Linked DNA regions of Homo sapiens: region 2 is linked to region 1. A link is a loop called in an ENCODE intact Hi-C map of the cell type or tissue named here. Cell type or tissue: heart right ventricle. All regions are shown on one strand.

Region 1 (8,000 bases):
TGCCATGCCTGTCTAATTTTTTGTGTTTTTAGTAGAGATGGGGTTTCACCATGTTGACCAGGCTTGTCTTGAACTCCTGACCTCAGGTGATCTGCCCGCCTTGGCCTCCCAAAGTGCTGGGATTACAGGCGTGAGCCACGGCACCCGGCCAGAAGGTTAATTTTAATTTTCTGTATTTTTACCATAAAAAAGAGCAAAAAAAGTAAACACACCTTTTTATGAGATAGTCATATAAAAAGACTAAATCTCTGGGTTGGAATATCACAAAGTCCAAGTGAGGAGGTTTGAATGAATAAAGCTCACTGTCAATGCTGTGACATATTTCCACATCTCAGTAATAATTAACACATTCCATGTTGCTGACTCCAAGAATGGTATTTCATTTATGGCTCAGAAGACCCTTGAGTTTGTGGTTTCTGTAATCATTTGTCTTTGGAACTATTTCAAATGGAGAAATGCCGATAGGTCAGAATCTTCCAGTTCAAAGTGTCTCTACCTTGAGCCTGACTAATCATCTCCATCTGAATGACTATCCATTCCAAGACAAGCAAGAGACTGTTACTAGTGACCTAACTAGTACAGGAAACAATAATTTGCTGTGCTTTTTTCCTTTCAAAAATATCTTATCATTCATCACCTCATTTAATTTTCACAGCAATATGGTATATTACTCTGTTTTCACACTACTGTAAAGAACTGCCTGAGATTGGGTAATTTATAAAGAAAAGAAGTTTAACTGATTCACAGTTCAGCATGGCTGAGGAGGCCTCAGGAAATTTACTTTTTTTTTTTCTTTCTTTCTTTTTTTTTTTTGAGGCTGAGTCTCGCTCTGTCACCCAGGCTGGGGTGCAGTGGTGCAATCTCAGCTCACTGCAACCTGCGCCTCCTGGGTTCAAGTGATTCTCCTCCCTCAGCCTCCTGAGTAGATAGGACTACAGGTGAGCACCACCACGACCAGCTAATTTTTGTATTTTTAGTAGAGACGGGGTTTCACCATGTTAGCCAGGCTGGTTTCAAACTCTTGACCTCAGGTGATCCAACCGCCTCAGCCGCCCAAAGTGCTGGGATTACAGGTGTGAGCCACCGCACCTGGCCGAAATTTACTTTCATAGAGGAAGGCAAAGGGGAAGCAAGGCACATCTTACGTGGTGGCAGGAGAGAGGGCAGAAGTGCCACACACTTTCGAACCATCAGATCTCATGAGAACTCACTCACCATCACAAGAACAGCATAGGAGAACTGCCCCCATGATCCAATCACCTCTCACCAGGCCCCTCCCACTATGTGTGGGGATTACAATTCAAGATGAGATGTAGGTGGGGACACAGAGCCAAATCATATCACATGGTAAGCCATGACGTTTAGAGTTTATGCCTGTTATGGGTTGAACTGTGTCTCCTTGAAAAGATATGTTAAAGTCCTAACCTCCGGGACCTATGTATGTGCCCTTATTTGGAAATAGACTATTTACAGAGGTAATCAAGTTAAGATGAAGTCACTTGGGGTGGGCCCTAATCCAGTATGACTGGTATCCTTATAAAAAGGAGACTGTGACACACAGGGAGCTCTCCTTGTGTCGTCCATATGATGACAGAGGAAGAGCTTGGAGTGATGCAGCTGCCAGCCACAGGATGCCAAGGGCCCATGGGCACCACCAGAAGCTGCTAGAGGGAAGGAAGGATTCCACCCAGAGGCTGCATGACCCTGCTAACACCTTGATTTTGGACTTCTGGCCTCCAGCACTGTGGGAGAATACATTTCCGCTATTTGAAGCCACCTGGTTTGTGAGACTTTATTACAGCAACCCTAGTGACCTCATCCAATACTGCTTCTGTTTGCTCCATCTGTGACTGTGATGAGCCACTGACACTTTAGCTTCTCCCAAGTTCACCAGCCCTCTCTGTTCTCCTCTTTTAAGCCAGATCCCAGATTTTACCTTAATATCCACCCTTACTCTAAAGTCTTCTGCCTCCCTTCCTTCTTCACAGTTTTACGTCAGCATTCCAAGCCGAGATGGCTCCAACTCTCCACTTTCTCTTCTGCCTTGTGGACAGGCCAGCCAGGAAGATGGATTCTGTGATGGTTTAATGTGATGGTTCTGTATGCATCAATATGCTTGGACTACAAGGTGCCCAGACATTTGGTCAAACACTACTCTCAGCATTTCTGTGAAGGTCTTTTTGGATGAAATTAGCATTTGAAGTAGCCGACTGAGTTAAAGCAGGCTGCCCTTCCCCTGTGAGTGGGCCTTGTCCAATCAGCTGAAGGTCTGACTGGAAGAAAAGGGCTGACCCTCTCCCAGATAAGAGGGGATGCCTCCTGCCTGACTGCTTTTGAGCTGGATCATTGGTCTTTTTCTTACCTTTGGATTTGAACAAAAATGTTAGCCCTTCCTGGGTCTTGCACCTACTGGTCTTCCGAAGAGAACTACACCATTGGCTCTCTTAGGTCTCAGGCCTTCAGATGTAGACTAGAACTACACTGTCAGCAATCTTGGGTCTTCAGCTTGCCAACTGCAGACCTTGGGACTTATCAGCCCACCATCATTTCATGAGCCAATTCTTTATAGTAAATTTATGTACCTCTCTCTATCTTTTTATTGGTTCTGTTTCTCTAGAGAACACTGGCTAATGCAGATTCCATCACAACACATGTTGCCATGCTCAGATGGGTGGCATGCTATCCAAAATCTCATTCTCTAAAAAGTGTTTCTTGAGCCTCCTTTGTTTTCTGTAATTCTCTAACCTCCCCATCTATCTCTTGCCCTCAGCAGATGACTGGCGAATGCTACTGATATTCCAACTGCAGCCCCTCTGTTAGTCCATATCCTAGTCCCTTCCTGCTAGAAATGGTGCTGATAGAATCTCACAGCTGCTCCCTTTTCCGCAGAACAGCCCCCAGCCAACAGGAAGCCTTACTGGGCAGGCCACCAACCTCAGGCTTGGCCAATGACTTCCTGATACAAGGGCGTAAATGGCAGGTTCCCTTGCCTCAAGGTAGAACTTGAAGTAGAGACAGTAGCGACTCCCTCATTTAATACCCCTAAAGACCCTGTGGCCACTTACTCAAGTAACCATGCACTAGGGGAAAGTAAGAGATGTTTCTGGTGCTGTTCGATACAGGGTCTGGGTTGATGCTGGTATCCAGGAATCCAAAACATCACCCAGGCTCCCCTGTTATCATTGGCCATATGGGAGTCAGGTAGCAAATAGAGCTCTGGCCCAGGTGTGTCTCATGGTAGTGCACTGAGTCCCCACACCCACCCCACGCTCATTTCCCTGGGCCCTAAATGTTTGTAGGAAGGACACTCTTAGCCATCGGGAGGACCCTCACTCTGCCCCTGACCTGCAGTGTAAAAGTTATTACAGTAGAAAAGACCAACTGGAGCCCTGGAATTTCAACTTCCTGCCAAGATAGGGAATGATTTTCTCTTCTCTTCTCTTACGTGGCTAAGAGAAGGAGGAACGATATTGCATCCCAGGAAAATGGCAAGGGCTAGGGCCATCCTCAGAGTCTTGAAGCATCCAGGAGCAGTGGTGCCTCTCACATGCTATTTGATTCACTAGCCCGATCCTATAAAAATTATATGGATCATAGCAGAAGACCCTGGAACTTTAGAAACATAGCCAAGTGGTAGCCCCACCTGCAGTTGCTGCCTGATGTGGTGTCTGTTCTAGTGCAGATTAACAAAGCCTGAGGCATATTGAGTGCAGCCACTGATTGGCAAGTGGAATTTTAAATTCCATGCCTCTCAGAAAAGGAGATCAGAAGTAGTTTACATTACAGGGGACAAAAACTGGACCAGAATGTCTAGTCCAGACAGCTCAACTAAGGTCCAGACCTGCATATTCAGCTGTGTACCTGACATAACCATGTGGTGACTCACAGACTCTTGAGTTTCTCCCCCAAAGTCTTCTCTTATCACTGGCCCTGTGATTGCCTCAATATCTCAGTAGATAACCCCACCAGCTTCCTTGTTTAGCTCAGCATCACCTTTGATTCCTTTTGCTTCCTTTTTAACCTCATCCATCCATCAATCTGGTATTGAATCTGATCCAAGCTGTATCTCAGCTCTATCTCTCTTCCTGCTTGGCTGCCACTCCCAGCCCAGCCTTCATCACTCTCCTGCCAGATCGTCCCTCAGTGCTTCTCATTGAACTTGGAGGACAATCTGCATTTCCACCATGTCCTCCCTTCATGCTCCAGCCAGCGCATGGTGTATTTGTCACTCTTGACAATCATTTTGTCTGTTGACAAAAGCTCAGCATGAGGCAGAACTGTGTCTGTCCTATTCACTGTTGTATCCCCAGTGGTGTCCAGCTCTTAGAAAGTACTCAATAAAACCTCAATGCCTTAGGACTTAACATATAACGAAAGGATGGCTGAATTACTACCAAAGTACGTTCTTGTGCAACACTCAGATCTGGACAGTACCAGCCACTGTCATGTGATTGAAGCCCTTTTATTCCATGTTTCCAAAATAGTGGGTTGTGAAGTTTAATGCAACCAGAAGTGCAGTGCAAGAGGCCAGAGGGAGGAGAGGCAAACAGCCTAGTGAGGTGCCCCCCTTGAGAACACCTTTTTTCCAGGGTCCACCACGGTGCCAACCTGGACTTTCTGCAGAGGAGCCGCGGCCCTTGGTCAGCCGCAGCCCCCAAGGATCATCACCATTGGGGAAAAACATTCCAGCTGTGGTCTGAGGGCTATAGAGTGAGTTTGTGTGATTGAATCTAGAATCTAAAGGAAGAACTGTCTTGCCTTTTATCCACTTTATATGCCAACGTGTTCGCTTCCAGCCACAATTCCAGACTTTGAGAGCATGCTGAATTTTGATCCTGAAACTAAATAGCATTGTGTCATCACAAAACAGTTAATAATGGCACATGCCGTGTTTTGACTGATGTGTTTGATAGGTGGAGGTGAAGGACAGGCAGTCTGTATCTTGTAGAGATGATTGTATGATGTATGATGACGGTGCCCTATACTCGCTGTGTGACCTTAAGCAAATAACTCAACTTCCTTGTGCCTTCTTTCTAAAATGGCAATGATAGGAGCACCTGTGTCCTCAGGCTGCTGTGAGGAATGAGTTTCCACACACACAGCTGTTAGAACTGTGTTTCACATGTTAAAAGCGCTATTGTGAGAGACAGGAAGAACCAGTCTCTCCTAGTTTCCCACACACACCACTCACCTCTGGTCACCAAAAATGCATGAGGATTTATCCTCACTAGCAACTAATTCTCCAGCAGACACCAGCTGGGCATCCTCTAATTCAATTCAATTCTGACATTGTCTGCCTAGAGAGCGTCAGATCCCACAAGTTAAGGGCTCAGTCCCACAAGACCGCCCCCCTTTCAGATGCAAGTCACAAGCCCTAGGTTGTGACCTGTACTTTTAACCAACTGGCTATAAATTGGGGTTTCCTGTGACCCATTCCTCAGGTTTGATTAATTTGCTTGAGCGGCTCACAGAACTCAGGGAGATACTTGTCTTACGATGACCCATTTATTATAAAGGATGTTACAAAGGATAGAGATGAGCAGCCAGATGGGAGAGATGCGTGGGAAAAGGTGTGGGGAGGCGACAGGGAGCTTCCATGCCCTTACTGATGGCACCTCCCCACCTCCAGGCATCCCCACATGTTCAGCTGCCTGCAAGCTCGCCAAACCCTGTCCCTTTGGGTTTTTATGGAGACTTCATTACATAGGCATGGTTGATGACATCACTGGCCATTGGTAATCAACTCAACCTCCAGCCCATCTCCTCTCCTCAAAGGGTGGGGATCAAAGTTCCAGCCCTTTACTCACATGCTTGGTTACCCTGGCAACCAGCCCCCCACCCTGGGGCTATCGAGGAGCCCACCAAGAGTCACATCATTAGAAGAGGAAATGCCCCTATCACCCTGGAAATGCCAAGGGATTCAGGAGCTGTGTGTCAGGAACCAAGAGGAAAAGACTAAATCGATTAGAACAAAAGATTCTCCTAGCACCCCTATCTACCAGGGTTTTAGGATTCTTATCTCAGGAACTGAGAGCAGAGATCAAAATATACTTCTTGTCACATCACAAATCACAGATATGTAAGCATGTGCTGTTGTTTTTAGTATTATAGTAACATTACCTCTATCACGTTAGAGATTGTGAAATGTCATGTCAGAGACTTCAGATAACCTGTCCCAATCCCAGCACTGGAACAGCAGAGTCAGGGTTGCATGCTGTTTCCTCTGGCCCCGCAGCTCATGCCACTTCCAATATGAGATGTCTAGGTTAGCTGATATCTCCCTCTCTTTATCTGTCCTTCATTTGGGCTTTGTTTTCACATCTAAGGGCGGAGAGAATCAAGAGAATCTGTTCCCCCATGACAGGCATTCAGGCATTTCAAGGGAGTGTTCATGAATCCCTGATCCAGATGGTCTCTGCTCCAGGCTAACCAGCCCCTCCCTTTAAGGAGACTTTGTTGGCTCAGGCAGAGTCTAATCCTCCCTGATCCCTCCATATTTCTCTCACCTGACATGTACTCTGTCTGCAGCGCTATGGGTTCCACCACAAAACAGATCCCGCGGCTGCCTGTTTTCATTACTCTACTCTCAGCCAGCCAAGATGCCTTCCCACCAGCTCTCACAGCCTCCACCCTTGTCCCCCGCAAACCGATCGCACTCAGCAACAAAGGTGATCATTTTCAGTGTCAATCAGAGCATGCTGCCACCCTTCCTAAAGCCCTCCAGTGGCTTCCCATTTTCCTCAGAATTAAAACCCAGGGACCGGGAGTGGTGGCTCAAGTCTGTAATCCCAGCACTTTGGAAAGGTGAGGCGGGTGGATCACCTGAGGTCAGGAGCTCGAGACCAGTTTGGCCAACATGGCAAAACCCCGTCTCTACTAAAAATACAAAACTTAGCCAGGCGTGGTGGTGCGTGCCTGTAACCCCAGCTACTCGGGAGGCTGAGACAGGCGAATTGCTTGAGCCCAGGAGGTGGAGGCTGCAGTGAGCCGAGATCGCACCACTGCACTCCAGCCTGGATGACACAGTGAGACTCTGTCTCCAAAAATAAAAACAAAACAAAAAACAAAATAAAACAAAAAAACAAAACAAAACAACAACAACAACAAATCCCAAACCACTTGGCCCATAACATCCCAGTAATCTGATCCCTGCTTTGATCACCATCATCTCCCTTCTCTGACCCCCTTTTCACCTTGCCCCGGCAACACGGCTGGCTTTCTGACAATTCCTTGTGCATGCCTCAGGGCCTTTGCTCTTGCTTTCCCCTATGCCTGGATTATTCTGCCCCAGATCAGAGGCTCCTTCTCAACATCCAGGTCTCTGCTCTGTTATCACCTTTACAGAAAGGCTTTCCATGACCATGCTCTCAAAAACAATCACACTACACCCCTTAACTCTCTATCCCTGGACCATAAGATGTCTTCTTGTATCACTTAGTACTACTTGATATATATAACTACTCTTGGAGAGCTGTCCTCCTCTCTAGAATGCATACTCCCTGTGGGAGGAGAGATCACCTCTGATCTGCCCCATGTATAATCAGCACAATATTGGCACAGCCTAGGAACTGGTGGGGCAGGCATATTAGTGCTTCCCACCTGCTCCCAAAAATATCCACATCTGAATCCTAGGAGGCTGTGAATATGTCACCATACCTGGCAAAGGGAAATTAAGGTGGCAGAGAGAATGAGTGTTGTAAATTGGCTAACCTTAAAACAGGGAAATCATCATCACTTTGGGAGGCTGAGGCGGGTGGATCAAGAGGTCAGGAGATCGAGACCATCCTGGCTAACATGGTGAAACCCTGTCTCTACTAAAAAATACAAAAAAAATTAGCCAGGCATGGTGGCAGGCACCTATAGTCCCAGCTATTCGGGAGGCTGAGGCAGGAGAATGGCGTGAACCCGGGAGGTGGAGCTTGCAGCGAGCCTAGATCGCACAACTGCACTCCAGCCTGGGCGACAGAGCAAGACTCCGTCTCAAAAAACCAACCAACCAA
Region 2 (8,000 bases), 400 kb after region 1:
TGTAAGTCTGAGTCCGCCTGTCTCACAGGGCAAAATGGAACTGGTTTTATTAACTGTCTTTCACTGCAAGGTATGCTGACAGGTGCTTCACATGTAGCCTCTATGATGTGGGCATTCTCAGAGGAATTAAGAACCCTCAACACAGCCCCTTTGGGGATTAACACTGGCGTGGCAACATGAGCCTTCCTGGCCACTCTGCTTTTGGTTTTCCTATTACTGCCATCTGCAAAGTGTGGATATATTTGTTGATGAGTAAGCTGTCTATTACCAGTAATACCACCATCATTCGGAGGTTTCTGAAGAGTACCTGTGGAATGGCCAAGACCAGTGAGTGACACGTTGATTTCTTGAATACCTTCAGAGGTAGCTTTTGAAGTTCCCTTTGATGCCTGCCCTACAGAGCGACGATGTGCACTATTTGAAGCCAAAGATGACGGCTTCCCACAGGACTCAATTAACTGAGCTATCTTTCTGCGCAACAGTTCAATTGACTTTATTTTAGACGTTGAGCTATTCCACTTAATGCCCTCGGGGACATTTTCAGATCCAGAGCTCAGAGAAAATACTGATGAGATGACTGGGCCATCATTAGTGTTGTTAGTCCTTTCAGAATTCTTTAATTCCAAAGGCTTATCCCCAGGCTGTTGAGATCTATCTTCTCCAGTTATGTTTATATGTAAATACTCACTCTTATGTTGAGAGGAAATCTGGCCTACAGTTGAAACTGCCTTGTGTTCCTCTGTCTGGTTATCTTCCTGCTTCCTATTAGAGGAAACCACTTTTACAGGAATATTGACTTTACTTGTAGATTCCAAGTCATTTTCACTTACAGGCAATAAGCCCTTTTCTCCAGAGAAGGAACAGGTTGCAGGTGATGCAGCAAATGGGAGTAACTGCTGTGAGCTACTGTGTAAATTTCTTCCACTTTCAGCAAAACAAACAGCAGCTTTATATGGAAAAGGGTTTGATGCAGCTCCAAGACTACGTAAAACACTGTTTTTAAATACAGATGCTAGAGAATGACCTTTTAAGGCAACGGAAGGAAAAGCAGTTCTATGTGGATACAAATTATTTTTTTTCTGAAAATCCTCAATTGTTTCCGAATTAATGAAGGATTTTCCATTGTTGTGCACACTAGAATTTGGCATAATAAAATCATAAGACCTTACCCATTTCACATTTTTAAGCTGTTTCTGAACTGAAGGTTGAAAACTATCAATGCCTACGAGTTTTCCAACATTCCCGTCAACTGTCAGTGACTTTGTTTTTTCTGCAGAAAGTACTTTTTCTTGTTCATTTGAACCCTTCTCTTTCACCATACGTTCAGAATTACCTCCATTATCCCTCCCAGCTTCAAGGCAATTATTTTCTTCCAGCGGAAACAGTTTCAGAACAAGCTGCTGTGTACCATTGACAACCTTCACATCTATCAACTGGGCTAAACAGTTTGCAGGGACAACTAGTTCTGCTGGTGCAACAACTGTCAATGGCATACCTGGCTGAACAGGTTCTTTTGCAGGGGATAACACTTCTACTTCAACATTTTTGTTCTCAAATAGGTTGACTTCATTTGGCTCAGACAGGGTCATTTTATTTGGAATACAAACTACATCTTTTTGGTATTCCTTTGGTTCAGGTAACAACATGATATTGTGCATTTTGTCTTTATTTGCATGGAGAGAGAAACCTGACAGTTGGTCTGACCACTTATTTTGAAATGTAGTCCGTGGATTGGAAGCTTTTAGAAGCTCTGGGTTTTGTTTTGAAGTTCCGGTTCTTTTTGGCTCCAGCTTGGCAACAGCTTTGACTGGCCGTTTCGCACCTGCCCTTTCATGTACTCTCTTCGTGTGTTTGACAATATAATCATTTCTAATAGCACCATAGTCACAATACTCACACTGATAAGGAAATATGCCTGTGTGTTTCACCAAATGCCTCTGAAACTCTCCTTTCGTATACGAAATGTAGCTGCAGTGAGAACAAATGAATTTAATCTCCTCGTGTTGAAGGGTGTGCTTTTTGTACTGCAGCGGGTCCTTTGTAGAGAATCGACATTTATCACAATAGTATTTGCCTGGCTTAAAGTTCCTTACCTTAAATTTGCTATTGACAGAACTTGAGAAGTTTTCAGTTTTATTTCCAACATGAGTCGCACTGGAATTATTGCTCACAAAATGAAAATTGGGAGGAGCTGCACCGAGGCTGCACTGGAAGCAGACATACATACCGTCCTTCCCTGTACCCTTCTGCAAATCTTGAAGAGAGATCTTGTGAACACTTTTGCACTTTGCACATGTAGCAATGGTCATCATGGCAGCCTCTGCCTCTGAGCCTTGATACAAAAGGGTTTGTGCTTCTTGTCTATTTGGCCGAGGTGCTCCATTAGCATCAGGCTGTTTGGGTGACATGGTCAAGGAATTATGTCCGCCGTTCAAGTGTGTAGTGTATAGCTGCTGTCCAATATCCTTCATCTTATCTGCATTTCTAAAAAGAGCCAACTAAAATTCAGAAAGTTTTCACATGATAAAATCCTTAGGAGATATCCTTCTATACAGTTTGTGATGGGTAGGGGCGCAGCTACTTCTTGGGTGCATACTTAATTATCTTTCTTTATATACTGCCGCAGTAGGTGCATGATCCCAAAATATGACTGCTTTCAGCTCTCTGACATTCCAGGTAACACTAAAGGAAAACAAAATTATAAAGCATGATTAATATAAGAGTTTGGCTAAGCTATTAACAAACTTATCCTATATTTTAATGGCCTTGGACATTTTATGGTAAATCTCAACGTATGATTTTAGACGCATGTTATAACAATAACACAACAGAGTTGGCAAGTAAGCCTAAATTGAAAACATTTTCAAACTCAGCCCCCTATAAATGACCACTTTAGCCAAATCATGAATGAACACAGATATACCAGGAACAAGGACATCATAGCAGCCATTCAGGACAGCCTTTGGTCAGGGAAAGTCATTTTCAAGTGTCAGTGAGCACATCTTTCATAGGTATAATTTCATATTACCTTCACAAAAATGTTATACAGGACACTGTCAGTTCAATTTTTGAACAAGTTAGTTATCAAGTGGTAGAGCTAGGGCTTTGGCCTGGGGTGTTCACATTTGTTTCTACATTATAGCTTATTATCAGCTTGAATACCAACTCTCTCACTTACATGCTTAATTTGCCTTCATGAGTGCTAAGAAGCCCATAATACTGACAATGTTAGCAAGCCTGCTGCAGCATCTTATTGGGAATCTACTATGTGCTGGGCATTATTCAAAAGTGCTGTAAGGTAGTGAATGAAAGCAAATCAGTCCCTCTCCTGGTGATGCACACACTGCACAGGGGGAAACAGATTACATATTTGCCAATGGTGGTAAGATACTTGGGAAAAAAGCAAGGCCAACAGGACAGGGAAGACCACGGTGATGAGGTTGCGGGGCTGGGTGTGGAGGTGAGGAGAGTCAGGAGAGGCCTCATGCTAAGTTCATGTCTGAGCAGAGACCTGGGGGCAACCACAGTGAGCATTGTGGCTGCTGGAAAAGGGGTGTTTCAAGCACAGAAAAGGCAATGATCTGTGGGAAGTGGGCCTGCTGCTCATGAGGAACAGCAAGGAGAATGGGGAACGGGACATGTTCTAGGAAAGACAATAACCCAGTATTGTACGGACATGGCAGAGGAGAGGCTGGAGCAGAAAGGAGATCACGGATGGCCTGGCCTGGGACACAAGAGGTGACGAAGGTTTTCTAGAGCAAGTAAGCACTCCAATATACACAGAGTGACCTTTTTTTTTTTTTTTTTTTGAGACAGTGTTTCACTCTTGTTGCCCAGGCTGGAGTGCAATGGTGCAATCTTGGCTCACTGCAACCTCTGCCTCCAGGGTTCAAGCAATTCTCCTGCCTCAGCCTCCCGAGTAGCTGGGATTACAGGTTTGCACCACCATGCCCAGCTAATTTTGTATTTTTAGTAGAGACAGGGTTTCTCCATGTTGGCCAGGCTGGTCTTTAACCCCTGACCTCAGGTGATCTGCCTGCCTCAGCCTCCCAAAGTGCTGGGATTACAGGCGTGAGCCACCGCACCTGGCCACAGTGACTCTTTTATACAATCTTTAAAGACACTTATTTTCCCAGAATATGGCAAACTAGGAGCATAACAAAATCCATTCTAGTTTGGAATCTGCTAAAAGCCTTTCTTTCATGACTTAAGAAAGTCACTTAGATCTTCTGAACCTCAGTTTTTCATCTAGCAACTAGAATTAGGAACAATTATCCAATTCCTCCCAGAGCCGCCATGATGATTAGAATGCTAGAGTATAAGAACACTAGAGTATAAGAGAAGACTTTTGAAATTTTTGAGTCCTTCTCCAAGTGTCAAGAGGCACCCAGAGGGACTCAGTCAGTGTTTGTTCAATGACAATGATGGGTGGCAACACAGGTAGCTTCCTTCTGGCACAATGCTAACAGGCCAAGAGCCATATAAAGGTAGTCTGAAAGACCGACGTCGGGGAGTTTAAAAAAGCCCCTCCACAGGGGCTCAAGAGATGCAACAGTAACGCACTCAGATCTGGTGTAAAACCTGCCCTTTGGAAAGCACCAAAATAACACATCATATCTGATGACAAGCTGTATTTTCTTTGGCAGTGTCGTCTTTTCCTACTCTACTTTTGCGAAAGATAGTCACCTTCTTCAAAAGCAATTTCCAGCATGAAATCAAGCCCTCAGTCAGACTTGCTCTATCTTAAGTATGCATACAACACTTAGACATCAAGCAGATGGAGGCCTGCAGGGTTGCAGTGGGGGGCTGGAGAAACATCTGTCCCCTCAATGTTCAAACACATACCTGTGTAAGGGGACCATGATTTTGCACAGGACACATGAATGCCTCAAGCTGGCAAACAATACATGGGCAAAGATAAGGCCTTTTACATTACACTGCATTTCTGGAAGAGACAACACAACTTTCAGAGGAGTCATTATGAGAAGCTGGCACACACTTAAATTTCCAAATTTGCAGAGGCTTTAGTGAAGGAAGACAGAAGTAACTCCCAGGATTTCTGCTGCTCATCAAGTGACCTCAAGCAAGAACTTACCTGCATCTCTATTATCTATTAAAAAAAGGCCCATGACTTCTATGCCCAGTCCGACACTGCTGATCCTCGAAATCACACACTTTATCATCTAAAGAATGCTACCATCATCAATATAGTCATGTCAACATTGTTATCCAGATAAAACGGAAAAGCTGCAGCAGCAGCCAGAACCCAAGAAAACCAAAGCCTAAGGAATGAAAAGGCTTAAGACTGGTGATAAGGGGGATCTGGTCCAGCGTTCTCAACTTGGAAAAGCCTCAGAATCAGAGCAAAAATGGACAATTTCCCAGGCTTCATCTCAAAGCGAGTGAATCTAAGTCTCAGGAGAGAAGAAAGGAAAGGAGATTTTTGTGGCTTGTAAAGGCACCCTAGGTAATCCTGATGAAAAGCCAGCATTCCAAATTACTGGCTGAAGCTTCTGAGAATATTTAAATCCTTAAAACATCTTCTCCAATTGACCATGCAGCTGATAGTTTAATATCGCCATAAACAAAAAACCACTTCCCTCTATAGGCAGCCAATTTTATATTCACATAGTTCTCATTACCAACAATTTACCCTTAAATGAAACAGAAATCAGCTTTCCTATAAATTTCCTTGTTCTGCCTTGACTCTGGAGCAACAAAAATAAACTTAATTCCTCTTGGTCAACCAGTTACCAATCTGCACCTCTCTCATCCTCAGTTCTCAATTCTCTTCCAAAGATTTGCATATAAGTTGATATCTGTTTATGCTCTGATCTACCAGTCTTGTAATACTAGTGTGTGAGAAAGAAACCTGCCTGCCACAATTTGCTTACCAACTATTTGAACATAACACCCTCTATATTAGCCCTAAGAAATTCTCAACTAAGTCATGTGACAAGATTCCTCTATTTGAACAATCATCCAAACCAGGATTCCACTGGCTCATTTTCAGTGTTTCAGCCTCTTGCTCAGCCCCCAGGAGTCTTCAAAAATCCCAGAAGGCACTTTTGCCATTTTTCTCTCTAAGTCCTTTCAAAAGTTGGGGGCGGGAAGGTATCATTTATTCTAAAACTAAATACTTGAAAATCTGAGACAGACTGGGCAGTAAGATCACGTCCATCAGCAAGGAATGGAGAGCATCCCAGCCAAGGAAAGTCCCCAGAGAATACACAAGCCAGCCAGAACGCATGAGGAAGGCAGAGTCTTGGAGAGGCCTCTGCAAAACTTTCTCAGCAGTTATTTTGAATTAAGAATCCATAGGAGCAAGTGCCAATATGAAGCATGCAGCCATGATTATTAGCAAATGCAGTGTGATGGGGAAGGCAGGACATCTGGGCCATAAATGAATTATGTCACCTGTTTGAAAGTATCTTCTTGGCTTCTGAACTATGCTCAAGATAATGCAATGTTACTACATTGCCACATCCCTCTGTGCAAGTGAAAAAGATGTGAGGTTTCTTCATAACAAGTAGATGGGAGTTCTCTTTGGCCTTTGTAACCTGTGTCTAGTAACAGAGGGAAATGCATCTCAGATGTAATACTCCAAGACAAGGTAAATGGACACAGCCACATGGAAGAATGAAGATGGTTCTGATGTTGGTATTTACACGTGGACACTCCTGAGGGACAGCAGGCATATCTGTGTAAAAGCCTCTCAGCCCGTCCCTTCCACACAACGTCCTCCATGGTTCACATCCAAGTATACACACCTGTGAAGCTGAGTCCTCTTGGCAAGTTATGACTCTCTGGATGGATGACCAAGGAGTACAAAAAGACACCGGAGACAAAGCTGTGCATGGGTATGCTGGCACTGAAAGGGTACTCAATAAATTACTATTAACAGCAGGGTCAGTGTTTGCCTACCGTGCAAACTCTCAACATCTGTTGCAAAAGCCTCTGCATTTGGCGTCTTAGGACTTTCAGATAGCTTAGGAAAGGTCTCGAAAACACAGAAAAGAATACCATTAATTTTATGGTGCAATAAATAAGATGTCCATTTATTAATCTGCCTGTTTTCAAAAAATTATTTAGCAACATACAGTGAGTTTTCTAATGTAGAATAAGGTACAGCATGAGCCAAAGATGACTGCCACGCACCAAAGGCAAGAGGCACGGTGTGTCACAGATGTGCTCTCTGGACTGAGTCTTATCTTTCTTCAAAAGAAAGACCTGGAAATAGCCCTGAATGCATTCACTGTTGGTGGGTTTTCTTTTGATTTTGAGCTCACTTGCCCTGTTTTCTTAAAGACTTATTATGGGGACATAAAAACAAACAAAGTATCGAGTTTGGGAGAATCCACATCAGTGACATTGAGGGCTATAAAAAAACATAAAAGACTGTGTAAGTTCCTATTAAAAACGAAGCATTTGACTTCTAAATACTGGAAACATCTAATGCTCAATAAAATTTGAAGAGAAGTAAGTGGTAACATAGTGTTTAAAGGTAGAGATTCTGGAATCAGATTATAAAGTTTAAAATCCCAGCTCTATCACTTTCTAGATATACAACCTGGGTATACCCACTGTTTTGATTCCTTACCTGTAAAATGAGATAGAAACAGTACCTACCTACCCCACAGAGTTACTGTGAGGATTAAATGACTGACATATCATAACCTGTTAAAAATATTATTTTCCATTTTTTAATTTAAAAAAATACCAATCACATAGTCAGAGGGGCTAAAATACAGTTTTCTTAGCTGCCTAATTAACTGCTGTATTCAGAACATGCCCTGAATCTCACTTTATATTTTATTTGTTTGGTTATACCGCCCGAAAGATAATTTACCTCTGTGGCAAAACCACCCACCTAGCTTTAGTGCAAAGGGGCTAACAGCCATTTATAATTACCATAGAAAAGATGCTCCACTTACAAGAGTACTCACTACAATTTAGGTTTATATATAAACTAGTTACGAAACTACCTTTTCCTCACCCAC

The links. Hi-C counts contacts between places; a loop is a spot of excess contacts. Peaks named below come from ENCODE experiments on the same cell type or tissue, not always from the same donor. Only the 100,000 strongest peaks of a DNase experiment are listed, where the experiment ranks them.
Region 2: it touches region 1 in a loop (6-fold over the local background); 1 of 110 quality-filtered maps calls a loop at or near these places.

What each region holds. Positions count from the first base shown.
Region 1 is chr4:10,045,250-10,053,249 of GRCh38, forward strand. No RefSeq gene overlaps it. Among named protein-coding and RNA genes, the nearest start is that of SLC2A9, 28 kb to the left of the region's middle. In heart right ventricle, no CTCF peak of the experiment used is centred here; a DNase peak (open chromatin) is centred at 4,142.
Region 2 is chr4:10,443,858-10,451,857 of GRCh38, forward strand. ZNF518B (zinc finger protein 518B) reads right to left here. Exons shown (of 3, transcript NM_053042.3): 3 at 1-2,682. The coding sequence starts at 2,471. Among named protein-coding and RNA genes, the nearest start is that of ZNF518B, 9.6 kb to the right of the region's middle. In heart right ventricle, no CTCF peak of the experiment used is centred here; no DNase peak of the experiment used is centred here.